Linked DNA regions of Homo sapiens: region 1 is linked to region 2. A link is a contact called in ENCODE Hi-C or POLR2A ChIA-PET data. All regions are on one chromosome and are shown on one strand. The core of a region is the stretch at or near the end of the contact, and the rest is flanking DNA. Distances in the headings are between cores, read along the strand shown. Region 1 has its middle 160 kb from the start of NR5A2. Region 2 overlaps NR5A2 (nuclear receptor subfamily 5 group A member 2).

The links. A loop is a pair of places that touch in the nucleus more often than their neighbours do. ChIA-PET counts read pairs that join two places held with the same protein, here RNA polymerase II (POLR2A).
Region 1: a loop to region 2 is called in a map of endothelial cell of hepatic sinusoid, with 2.9 times the contacts of the local background. The contact joins two enhancer-like sites. A Hi-C loop is called at or near these places in 2 of 168 maps with a recorded cell type or tissue (PC-3 and endothelial cell of hepatic sinusoid). POLR2A ChIA-PET finds 5 or more read pairs at or near these places in 3 of 52 experiments (BJ, CD8-positive, alpha-beta memory T cell and GM12878).

Annotation. Positions count from the first base shown.
Region 1 is chr1:200,181,192-200,187,262 of GRCh38, forward strand. No RefSeq gene overlaps it. Among named protein-coding and RNA genes, the nearest start is that of NR5A2, 160 kb to the left of the region's middle. Within about 2 kb of position 3,205, at least 12 of the 41 ENCODE cell types and tissues checked have a DNase peak (open chromatin) inside an H3K27ac peak, as active enhancers do.
Region 2 is chr1:200,096,489-200,102,678 of GRCh38, forward strand. The region is part of intron 5 of NR5A2 (nuclear receptor subfamily 5 group A member 2); the gene reads left to right. It overlaps LOC107985244 (a long non-coding RNA gene), which reads right to left. Exons shown (of 3, transcript XR_001738358.2): 3 at 4,794-4,843. Among named protein-coding and RNA genes, the nearest start is that of NR5A2, 72 kb to the left of the region's middle. Within about 2 kb of position 2,788, at least 2 of the 41 ENCODE cell types and tissues checked have a DNase peak (open chromatin) inside an H3K27ac peak, as active enhancers do.

The sequences.
Region 1 (6,071 bases), core at 1,955-4,454, 85 kb after region 2:
GGGTGATTCACATGTGTGACTGCATGTCAGCTCCCACTCTAAGTATGTTGTTCATCCAAAAACTAGACAGTGAAAGTGGCATCACGCCATTCATATGAAATGTTTAGCGTCATTACACAACATCAGAAGAAAGAGCTGCGAAGGGGATTAGAACTGTGCTTTGTGGCTCAGAGAGTAGAAACCCGTAAGGTAGGTAAATATTTTGAAGGGGAAGATTTTGACACAATGTGGAAAAAGAAAGCTTAATGGTCAAAGCTGTCCAAAAATGGAACTAACTATATTAGAGGCTGGTGACCTCCTAGGAACTGCTCCACCTGAGGCTGGACCTGACAACAGTGTTGGGGATGTGACTCCTACATGGAGTGGCTGGGTAATGTTTAATGACCCTCCAGAACTGACAGTCTAAGATTCCAGCAGGGCCAACAAAACAGACAGGTCTAAACCTTCAGGAAGGTCCTCTTTGCTCACTTCTCCCCGCAGGGAAGATTTGCTTGTGCTATTAGAGTCTGCTAGAATGGCGAGATACTGAGAGGCACAATCCAACCAACTCCAGAGACCTAAGTATATAAGGGAGAAATTCATGAAGCTTGTTTTAGTATTTATTTATGATGCATGAGAAAAATCACAGCCTGCCAAACATGTTAGACCAATTCATGTTTACAAACAGGAAAGAGTTAGCATTCTGAAAATGTGTCTACCTTTTGGAAAAATTGTATTCCTGTCTTTGCCTCTGCTTCTCCAGTATCTGATATGTAGTGGGAAGAAGCTCATGGTCAAGGTGCTGGTTCCCACATGCATATACCTCCTCTGTGTGAGGGTCAAAAACATTCTCTGGTTAGATGATGTCACCTAGGAACATTGCTGGTGCTTGTCCTCCCAGCCCTTCCTCACAGCTCACCCCACCATCTGATGAAAGACAGCCAATTGAAAAAGTTGCACTGGGCTGGGCGCGGTGGCTCATGCCTGTAATCCTAGCACTTTGGGAGGCTGAGGAGGGTGGATTACCTAGGGTCAAGAGTTTGAGACCAGCCTGACCAATATGGTGAAACCTCGTCTATACTAAAAATACAAAAATTAACCAGGCATGGTGGCATGCACCTGTAGTCCCAGCTACTGGAGAGGCTGAGACAGGAGAATTGCTCGAACCCAGCAGGCAGAGACTGCAGTGAGCCGAGATCGCGCCACTGCACTCCAGCCTGGGCAACAGTGCAAGACTCCATCTCAAAAAAAAAAAAAAAAAGAAAAGAAAAGAAAAAGTTGCACTGGAGAAACCCAGAACATCCATAAAAATGTCTTAATATTTTTATTAATTTTATTTGTATTAATTAGTTGAATAAAAACAATGTATCCCATATCCAATATTTCTCACTTGAGAAATATTAATTGTTCCAGGCAATGATCTAGTTGAGGAAATGACCCAAAGAACACATACTAGAGAGATTTCATGAAAATAATAGCATCTATGTTTAAGCACTACGTGCTGAGTTTTGAGTGCGATATGCTATGGCAGACAGTTATCTCCCCAAAATGTATCCTCTCTTTTTTTCCTGGACACACAGCTGCCCAGCTGAAGACTATATTTTCCGGCTTCCTTTGTAGTGAGGCACGACCAAGTGAGTAAGATGGGGCTGTGGCAATGGGATGTGAGCTGAAGTGACAAGCATACCTTTTCAGTCTTCTCCATCGGTAAAAGCGAGTCACTTTCCTTAGTCGTTGGCGCCTAGCCCTTTCCCTGGCTGGACCCGAGGTGCAGACAGCAATCCAAGATGACCAGTGATTGAAGAGCAACAAGAAAGCTGTAACCTTGGGTCCCTGAATGGCCTGGTAGTGTCCACAGACCAGCCTCAAGTGACAGAGAAATAAACTGCTCTCTTATTTAAGCCACTATATCTTGGGGTCTCTTTATTTCCAAAGCTTAGCATTTACCTTAATATGCAAACATGATTTCATTTAATCCTCATAACGACCCCTTCTTGTGACTATGAAAACTGAAACTTACAGACGTACATAACTTGTTCAAAGTCCTGCAGTTAGAAAGTGACAGAGTGAGGGTTCAAAAACAGTTCTGATTCTAAACCTCAGGAGTTCGGAACCTGAACCACTTAGCTACAGTGTCTTCCTGAAAGCACACACCAAGGTGTCCTGTAGAGTCAACATTCACTCCAACAACTGAGCATTTTCTTTAGGACCTAAAAGAAGCAGGCTGGGCATGGTGGTTCATGCCTGTAATCCCAGAACTTTGGGAGGCTGAGGTGGGCAGATTACCTGAGGTCAGGAGTTCGAGACCAGCCTGGCCAACATGGCAAAACCCCATCTCTACTAAAAACACAAAAATTAGCCAGGTGTGGTGGCACATGCCTATAATCCCAGACACTTGGGAGACTAAGGCAGGAGAATCACTTGAACCCAGGAGGCGGAGGTTGCAGTGAGCCAAGATCACACCACTGCACTCCACCCTGGGCAACAGAGTGAGACTCTGTCTCAAAAAAATAATAATAACAAATTAAAAAGAAAAGAAGCAATAGTGACAGATACATTTCTAATAATTGCAACACCAAATAACTAGAAATTTTCTTGACCTTAACAAGAGCCTAGACAAGCACAGTTATAACCACAGACATCCAAAACAAGGGTCAGCTGCTCAGTGCCGTGGGAGCATTGACAACACAGACATTCTATGAGTCTTACATAAATGAGAATTTTGAGGTGGTGACCTTTATTTTCTATACCACCTCAACGGGAAACATTGGCATAACCACCACTTATTAGCCCTGACTATGTTGTAACTATAAGAGCTATACTAATTTTTATACCTTGGTTTGATTAGTAGTTTCCCTGTTTATTTTATCACAAAATCACTTGAGCCATGTTCTCTATACATTAATTATTACAGACTACACAAATAGAAAGCAATTATGTTAGAAGAGAAAACATGTTGTGTCGATCATTTCTGCTCACATTACTTTGCCATCAGTGCAGTTAGCAAGGTACTGGCTGTTTAAAAAAATTTTGTCCCAAAGATTTTCCCCAGAAGTAAATTAAGACTGCCAAAAGGTCTCTGCCATAGAGGTGGAACAAGCTTCTATAAATAAGTGTGGAAACACGTGTTACATTCCCCCTGAGTGTTGCTGTAACAGGCTTTATTTCGCCTCTGCTCTTGCCTTGGGGCCTTGTGTTATTTGAGTGTCAAATGTTCCTGCAACTATTGTGTGGCCTGGATTCCAGCCAAGCTCCTTGGGCAATGCCCGATCAGTGCTCACTCATCCTCTCTACTTCCCTTAAAGAAGTCTTAAAGTGGCACAACCACCTGGGGAGAGAGAGAAAGCCTGTCATCTCTCGCTCTCTTTTTTTTTTGTTTTGAGACAAGGTCTTTCTCTGTTGCTCAGACTGGAGTGCAATAGCATGATCATGGCTCACTGCAGACTTGACCTCCCAGGCTCAAGTAATTCTCCCACCTTTGCCCCCTGAATAGATGGGACCACAGGTGTGCACCACCATGCACAGCTAACATTTTGTTTTGTTTTGTTTTCTGTAGAGACAGGGTCTCCCTGTGTTGCCCAGGCTGGTCTCAACCTCCTGTGCTCAAGAGATCCTCCCACCTCAGTCTCCCAAAGTGCAAGGATTACAGGCATGTAATGGATTAATGCAGAATCTAGGAAACAAAACATAGAAGAGATGGATTGTTAAACTCCATCTCTCCCTTTTCGTTTCATCATCTGATTTTGGGGAAGAACCTGCCTTTCCTCAACCTACCAGTAAAAGAAAAGGCAATAAAACACACCATTATCATGGGTTTATTTCACATCTTTAAAAATAATCATCTTGGCTAAACTAAGCAAAAAATAAAAGTGGCATGACAGTGGTTTCTGCTTTTTGTGCTTCTTTTCTGTTTTTGCTTTGTTTCATTTTAATGTAAAGGAAACTCAAATGAGGAGCTTGTTTGTCTTCAACACTAACATTCAGGCTCTTTATCCAGCCATATTTGTGCCTGAAGTGTTATTAGCCAAAGATAATTTTACAGAAGGTACAAGATTTAAATGTGGATGCTGCTTACAAAGGCATAAAAGGCTGAATAACAGATGACTGCTGGGACATGAGAAGTGAGAATCAAAAAGCCAAGGAAGGGCCACCCACAGATAGAGAAAAGAAGACACGGCAGGGGACGGGGGTGGGAGCGGGTGGAGCCAAGATAGCCGAATAGGAACAGCTCCAGTCTACAGCTCCCAGCATGAGCAATGCAGAAGACGGGGGATTTCTGCATTTCCAACTGAGGTACCAGGTTCATCTCACTGGGGAGTGCCTGACAGTGGGTGCAGGACAGTGGGTGCAGCACACCGTGCGTGAGCCGAAGCAGGGTGAGGCATTGCCTCACCTGAGAAGCTCAAGGGGTCAGGGAATTCCCTTTCCTAGTCAAAGAAAGGGGTGACAGATGGCACCTGGAAAATCGGGTCACTCCCACCCTAATACTGCGCTCTTCCAACAGGCTTAACAAACGGCACACCAGGAGATTATATCCCACACATGGCTCGGAGGGTCCTACACCCACGGAGCCTTGCTCATTGCTAGCACAGCAGTCTGAGATCAAACTGCAAGGTGGCAGCAAGACTGGGGGAGGGGTGTCTGCCATTGCTCAGGCTTGAGTAGGTAAACAAAGCAGCTGGGAAGCTCTAACTGGGTGGAGCCCACCACAGCTCAAGGAGGCCTGCCTGCCTCTGTAGGCTCCACCTCTGGGGGAAGGGCACAGACAAACAAAAGACAGCAATAACCTCTACAGACTTAAATGTCCCTGTCTGACAGCTTTGAAGAGAGTAGTGCTTCTCCCAGCATGCAGCTTGAGATCTGAGAACGGGCAGACTGCCTCCTCAAGTGGGTCCCTGACTCCCGAGTAGCCTAAATGGGAGGCACCCCCCAGTAGGGGCAGACTGACACCTCACACGGCCAGGTAATCCTCTGAGACAAAACTTCCAGAGGAACGATCAGGCAGCGGCATTTGCAGCTCACCGATATACGCTGTTCTGCAGCCACCGCTGCTGATACCCAGGCAAACAGGGTCGGGAGTGGACCTCCAGTAAACTCCAACAGACCTGCAGCTGAGGGTCCTGACTGTTAGAAGGAAAACTAACAAACAGAAAGGACATCCACACCAAAAACCCATCTGTACGTCACCATCATCAAAGACCAAAGGTAGATAAAACCACAAAGATGGTGAAAAAACAGAGCAGAAAAACCGGAAACTCTAAAAATCAGAGCGCCTCTCCTCCTCCAAAGGAATGCAGCTCCTCACCAGCAATGGAACAAAGCTGGACAGAGAATGACTTTAATGAGTTGAGAGAAGAAGGCTTCAGAAGATCAAACTACTCCAAGCTAAAGGAGGAAGTTCAAACCAATGGCAAAGAAGTTAAAAACTTTGAAAAAAAATTAGATGAATGGGTAACTAGAATAATCAATGCAGAGAAGTCCTTAAAGGACCTGATGGAGCTGAAAACCATGGCACAAAAACTACATGACAAATGCACAAGCCTCAGTAACCGATGCAATCAACTGGAAGAAAGGGTATCAGCGATGGAAGACGAAATGAATGAAATGAAGGAAGAAGGGAAGTTTAGAGAAAAAAGAATAAAAAGAAACGAACAAAGCCTCCAAGAAATATGGGACTATGTGAAGAGACCAAATCTATGTCTCATTGGTGTACCTGAAAGTGACGGGGAGGATGGAACCAAGTTGGAAAACACTCTGCAGGATATTATCCAGGAGAACTTCCCCAATCTAGCAAGGCAGGCCAACATTCAAATTCAGGAAATACCAAGAACGCCACAAAGGTACTCCTCGAGAAGAGCAACTCCAAGACACATAATTGTCAGATTCACCAAAGTTGAAATGAAGGAAAAAATGTTAAGGGCAGCCAGAGAGAAAGGTCGGGTTACCCACAAAGGGAAGCCCATCAGACTAACAGCTGATCTCTCAGCAGGAACTCAACAAGCCAGAAGAGAGTGGGGGCCAATATTCAACATTCTTAAAGAAAAGAATTTTCAACCCAGAATTTCATATCCAGCCAAACTAAGCTTCATAAG
Region 2 (6,190 bases), core at 1,538-4,037:
ACCCTTCTCTAGGCCTGTATCTGTCTACACAAGCAGAAACTGTTGGTCAGTTCAATTAAAAAATTAACTGATTTAATGAGTTGGCTGAATTACCTTATTGTTTGACATGAGTCAACCAGCCCACTCCAGCAAAACAGCCAACCAACTCAGTCACTCTGTAGAAGCAGCGTGTCATTGAACAACCAAACACACAGTACATCGTGCACAGCATAACGATGCTTCATAAATGATGGACTGCATATATGATGGTGGTCCCAACATATTATAATAATGTATTTTTACTGCCCATTTTCTAGTAACACAAATACTTACCATTATAAGTATTGCAGTGTAGAATAGTAACATGCTGTACAGGTTTGTAGCCCAGGAGCGATAGACTATTCCATATAGCCTAGGTTCATGGTAGGTGCTACCATCTAGGTTTGTGTAGGTTCACTCTCTGCTGTTCACACAAGGATGAAATCACCTAATGATGCATTTCTCAGAACATGTCCCCATCATTAAGCGAAGCATGACCTGCATGCATGAGTAATTATGTGTGTGAGAAGCCATGAGAATACCTCTAGAAACACAATTCTTCTTTCTCTGAAAAATGCTTTCCCTCAAAGAACAGTGCATGCTCATGGAAAATGTAAACGATTTCTTTCTATAAATATCAAACCCATTTTCTCTGTGATTCATATTTCAAATAAAACACACACAAGATCAACACTTAAATTGGGTATTATTTCTTTTTTTAAAATAAACCTTTGTCAGAATATTATTTCTTCTTTTTTTCTTTTTATTGCCACTCCTCCTCTCCAGAATATTATTCCTACTGTGTGAAATCCAAAGGCAATGGGAAGGGATACAGTTCTGTCTCTCTCCCTTCTTACAAGGGAGACAAAAGAACTCCCTTCGTCACTCACCTCTGTTAGAAATGCATTCCTTTAATACAAAGAGTATTTCTCCCATTTTATGATGAGAATAATTGGGAAAAAGAAATTCAATACTTTATCTTTCACTTCTCAGCCACCTTTGGGGAACTTATATTTTGTATATCAGGATGGCTGTGCTATGCATAACTTCTTACAGATCTTGATATGCTATCTTTCATCATTATATTCAGATATAAACCCAATAGTTGTAGAGATTACTAACAGTGAGTAAAGGAAAGGCTATCTAGAAATATGGAAGACATAAAGGGATTGTCTTGGGACTGACCTACAGAGTCCTTGCCTCATGGGGACAGATTCAACAGGGCAATGCTGACGTCTTAGGAAGGGAGTGTGTAGGCGGTGTGTATGTTGGGTGGGAATGGGAAAGGCAGTATAGTATCATAGCCTGCATATTCTTCTCCTTTAATCTAGAATAGGAAGAATATGAAAGTAGAGGTAATAAGAAATATGCCATAAGACACACCCTCTTCAGACAGTGCAAAAGAGCTAGGTGTGGTTTTGCTAAAAATCTAGCTAATGTGATTCTGATTTCAAAATCATTACCTTGCAGCTTGTGTAGAATGTTTTCCCCTGTTTAACTGGCCAGGACAAGGAAACTAAAATATTTGTCAAAACTTGTGCCTTACAATGTTGTAAATGATGTTTCCATGTCCCTCCTTTTGAGATTTAAGCTATCTAGTGGGAGTGGGTGCCCATACTCCACCCTGCCGAGCTGTAAGCAATTGTAAGAGGGGCCACTGACAACTTCACCTCTGAGTCTTCTGGGACTGAGACCCAGAATAAATGCTAGGCCTCAGTTCATCTCCCAAACAGAATCACTTTCTCTTGTTTTTCCCCCAAATCGGAAGGAGTGTCTATCTAGATTTTATGTCCAGATAATTCCAAGGTTCTATCATTTGGTATCTATGGTTTTGTATTTTGTAAACTTCCAAAGGACTTCATTTCCCAAATCACAAATTTCTTTACATTTGAAATAGAGAAATCAAATTATCATTAATGTATTTCTTTGCAGGAAAGAAACTGGGCAATATTATATTTTAAAAAAATAACTTACAGAAAAAAATAGGAAGATTGTTCTTTACTCTTATATGAAAGAGGCATAGTGAAAGAGCACTGGGCTTGGATTCAGAACACCTGGATTCCCATCCTGTTTCTGGCACCTGAGTAGCCTTATATAAACCACAGCCCACCTAGCCTGAGTTTCCTCTTCTATAAAATGATGTAGTTGAACGAAATGTAGCTATCAGATACTTTCAGCATTGATTCAGCAAATATTAATTAAGCACCTGCGGTGAGCCTAGTACCAGGGTGTGATTCAGCATGTAACAGGATGGGGGTGTCCCCAGTCCAGGTAATGAAAGGGTAGACCATTCACAGTGTCAAAGACAGAAAACTAGATAGGACCTATTACTCTTAGCATGCTATGTTTAGGGCACTGGCATAAATATTTCCCACTAAATATTCTACACTATCTAGAAATTTTTAACAAAGCAAAAATTGTTGTTTACCTAGACTTAATCTTTCTGTAGTTTAGGGCCAAACTTCGACTGTTGGAGCTCCATCTTCAATTGCTACTACTTTCTATGAATCCATTTCTGGGAATCTCTGAAGGCATAGACTGACTGTACACTTAGCACTGTGACATTAAGGGGACATTTAAATTGTGTGAAGGGACAAGTCCTCTACTTGTCCCTGGGGAACTGAGCAGAGGAATTCTCCCAGGAGCCTTTGTACCCAGAGAATTCCCATCACTGAACAGTCCTTAGGGACCTCTCCTTTACCTCTGCCCTAATTTCGGTTGTACTTTTGGTGAGTAATATTTAGGCCACTCGAATTCTTTTCTCCTTTCTTTGGCCAACTGCCTGATGGAAGCAGCCAGCCAAAAAGGACCCAAGGACATTTTAGCCTCTATAAGCCTTTTTTTTTTTTTCCTGGCTTTGTAAAGCAACCTATGAAGGAAGAAGTTGCATTAAATGACCTCAAGGGAGCCACGGAGCATGCCCTCTGGAATATCCCTCACCTTCTCCCTTTCTTCTTAATCCTACTATGCCAAGGACCTTCATTGTGCATCTATTTTACAAGCTGGAGGGCAACCAAAATCTTCCTTAATTTATGCCATAATCACTGATATCCAGATGATGGGTCTGCTGCACACCTGGATTTCTTTTATTTTATTTTATTTTTTGAGATGGAATCTTGCTCTGTCGCCCGGGCTGGAGTGCAGTGGCGCTATCTCAGCTCACTGCAACCTCTGCCTCCCAGGTTCAAGTGATTCTCCTGCCTCAGCCTCCCAAATAGCTGGGACTACAGGCACGTGCCACCATGCCCGGCTAATTTTTGTATTTTTAGTAGAGACGGAGTTTCACCGTGTTAGCCAGGATGATCCTGATCTCCTGACCTCGTGATCCACCCACCTCGGCCTCCCAAAGTGCTGAGATTACAGGCATGAGCCACCGCGCCTGGCCACACCTGGAATTCTTTTTTGGCTGATGGCATTGTTGCCTTTAAGGCGGTGTCTGGAAAATGAGAATTACAAACATAACCTCATTATGCTATTAGAAAAATGACCATCATATTCACAACTGCCTTCTTGACATTCCAAGCAACCCAGAGGAAAATATATCAAGCTGAGAAGGATTCTGTTTTTATTACTTGAATATTATCTGCCAGGTTAGACATGTGAGAACATTGCTTTAATTATACATAAGAGATTTCTAAACTGGAGAACAGGAAACAGGTAGTGGTCATAAATGAAACAATACCCAGAAAGAGAAGGCACTGGAAAATATTTCTCATTAATCTACTTTAAAATATTTCTTTTCTAGTTCATGAACATTTTGCATCACCTGAAATATTTTCCTTCGTACTTCATTTAGCATCTTTCATATTTTGCCTTTATTTATTTATTTATTTGGATTTCAGTTTAAGTATTTTTAACAGGATGTCTGCTATGTGGTGTTTTTAATAGGGTGTCTGTTAAGTTTTAGTTCTTTGCCCAAAGTTACCTGGTTAGTGAGAATACCAAGATGGGTGCCCAGGTCTCTGAGCTCCAAAGCTATGCATTTCCTTATAGTGTTTAGCAGCCCTGGCATCTGCTATAATGGAGCCTAAAATATATGCATTCTCTCCATGTCTGTGTTGTCTTGGTTTATCTTTGTAATAAAACAGACCATTAGAAAGTTGTGCTCTAGGACCAAATCGTCTTGGCTCTTCTTAACATTGCCATCAGCGTACACTGAGGGCATTCAAAAGAACACTCTCTGTGAGGCTAAATATTGTATCTACTGTGGGGATATTGTTAGAGCCCTGTTTACATAATCTGGAATTCTCTGTCTTGGAAAAACCCACAAATTTTGCTCAGGAGTCCAGTAGTAGGAGAAGATGTTTTGCAAAAAAGTGCTTTGATTGTTATCTCATGTACAAAAAGAAATCATGTCAGTAATGGGCTCTGGCTACAAGGAACCAAATTGTGGCTCATTTCCAACAACTGAAACAACCCTTATGGAGCTTATTTTGGGGCTGATCCTGATCCTTGGCTTTGACTTATTTTCCTGCCTTTATTTCCCTTTATCCTCATGTCTTCATTTATCCCATTCATCTTATATGTGAGTTTATTCATCTCACATGTAAACTGCTTCCAAATCTTTTCTTAAGGATGTGACATTATCCATATCTATATATGCATACATACAGATATTTACTGTTGAATTATTGATTCCACAGAGTGTAATACTTTGTATGCTTCCTGATGCACTAAGTATTTTGCAGGGCTATGTCTTGTTGGTCCAATTCATTTATAAGTTCCTTGAGGATAACAACTAGGTGTTATATTCATTCAAGTCTTGAGAGTCCCCAGCACTAATATATGTTGTTCGCTTTATTGTTGATTGGAGTATATCCACAATCTGAGAAGATAAATGATTCCTAGGTTAAACATGCCCTTGTACAAATCATCCTTTTTCATACCAGTGTCAAAAAATCAGGGGCTAGGTAGGCTATGAAGTTTGTCAATACACGAATTGCTATGTTCTTTACTTTGCAACTTCATGAAAGAGTCACCCTACTGCACTAGCTGAATCATCATGTTGAGCACAACTCTTAAGGGAAGTATGGGAAAGCTAACCCAGGAGTGGCAGAGACCTCCTTTTCCTCCTCTATCTTAACATGTGTACATGCTTTGACTTTGAAGCAATGGAATGTGATTGATTCCATAAGCCACTTTCAAAAATAGTCCCATTACCTGTTAGTGCTCACCTTAATCAGATCATATAAATTATATGTGGCTATATATGGAAACTTAAGAAACAGAAAAGTCTACCAGGACTGCGGTGACAAAATTCCTGAGTCCCCAGATATGATGAACTTATCATTAGTTTGTAATTAATTGATATTTCAACAAGAAGCTTTTTGAAACGTGGTTAAGAGGAAGAATAAAAGCTGGCCAAACTTTGTCCTTTGGTTTGATAAATTCTGAGAATGTAGCTATAATTCTATGCAAAAGAAGCAGACTAAGTTACATTATATACCCTGGTGATTATATGTTTCTTCACAGTGCTGTTTAACATTTACATACAATACTGTAAACCTCAAAGATGTCACTCACTTATGTAATTACCTCACAGTTATATAAATGAAAAACCTGACATTTAATAAGTGACACTAGCATATCTTTATATAAAGTAGTGTTACATTTAACATCCCTGGGGACTAGGTATATCGTGTATACCATGCGGATGGATGTTCTGGATGAATGAAACTTAACTTTGGAAACATTGCACTTTGAAAGAATTTTTAAAATTTTTGATAAAGACTCTCTAATACAAATCGCACCATTCCATGACTTTTTAAACAGAGGATTTGATAAGCCTGTTCCCAATGACTTGTCATGGTTGTGAATGCTCACTGTTGGACCCTAGGTTACAGAGTGGTTTCTTTAGCGGTTCCTGAAGTCTAGGCCTCTGACTTCCTGTACTGAGTGACTCTGGATTGAGCTGTTCAAGAAGCAGAGGACCAGCCTGTTTTGCTTTCTGTCTACCCCTTCTGCTGACAGCTATCATGTTCATTTCCCAACTGCTGTGCTATTCGTTCACTTTACACCTAAACATGTGAACGTTGGGCAGGACCGAGGAGGCCCTGCTTCCATGGAGATTAAGGATGTCAGCAGAATGACAGCCACTAAACTCCACCCCTACCTCTGCTTTACTTCCAATTTTACTTCCCTTTACTCCCATTCCCAATTTATGAAGTTCCCA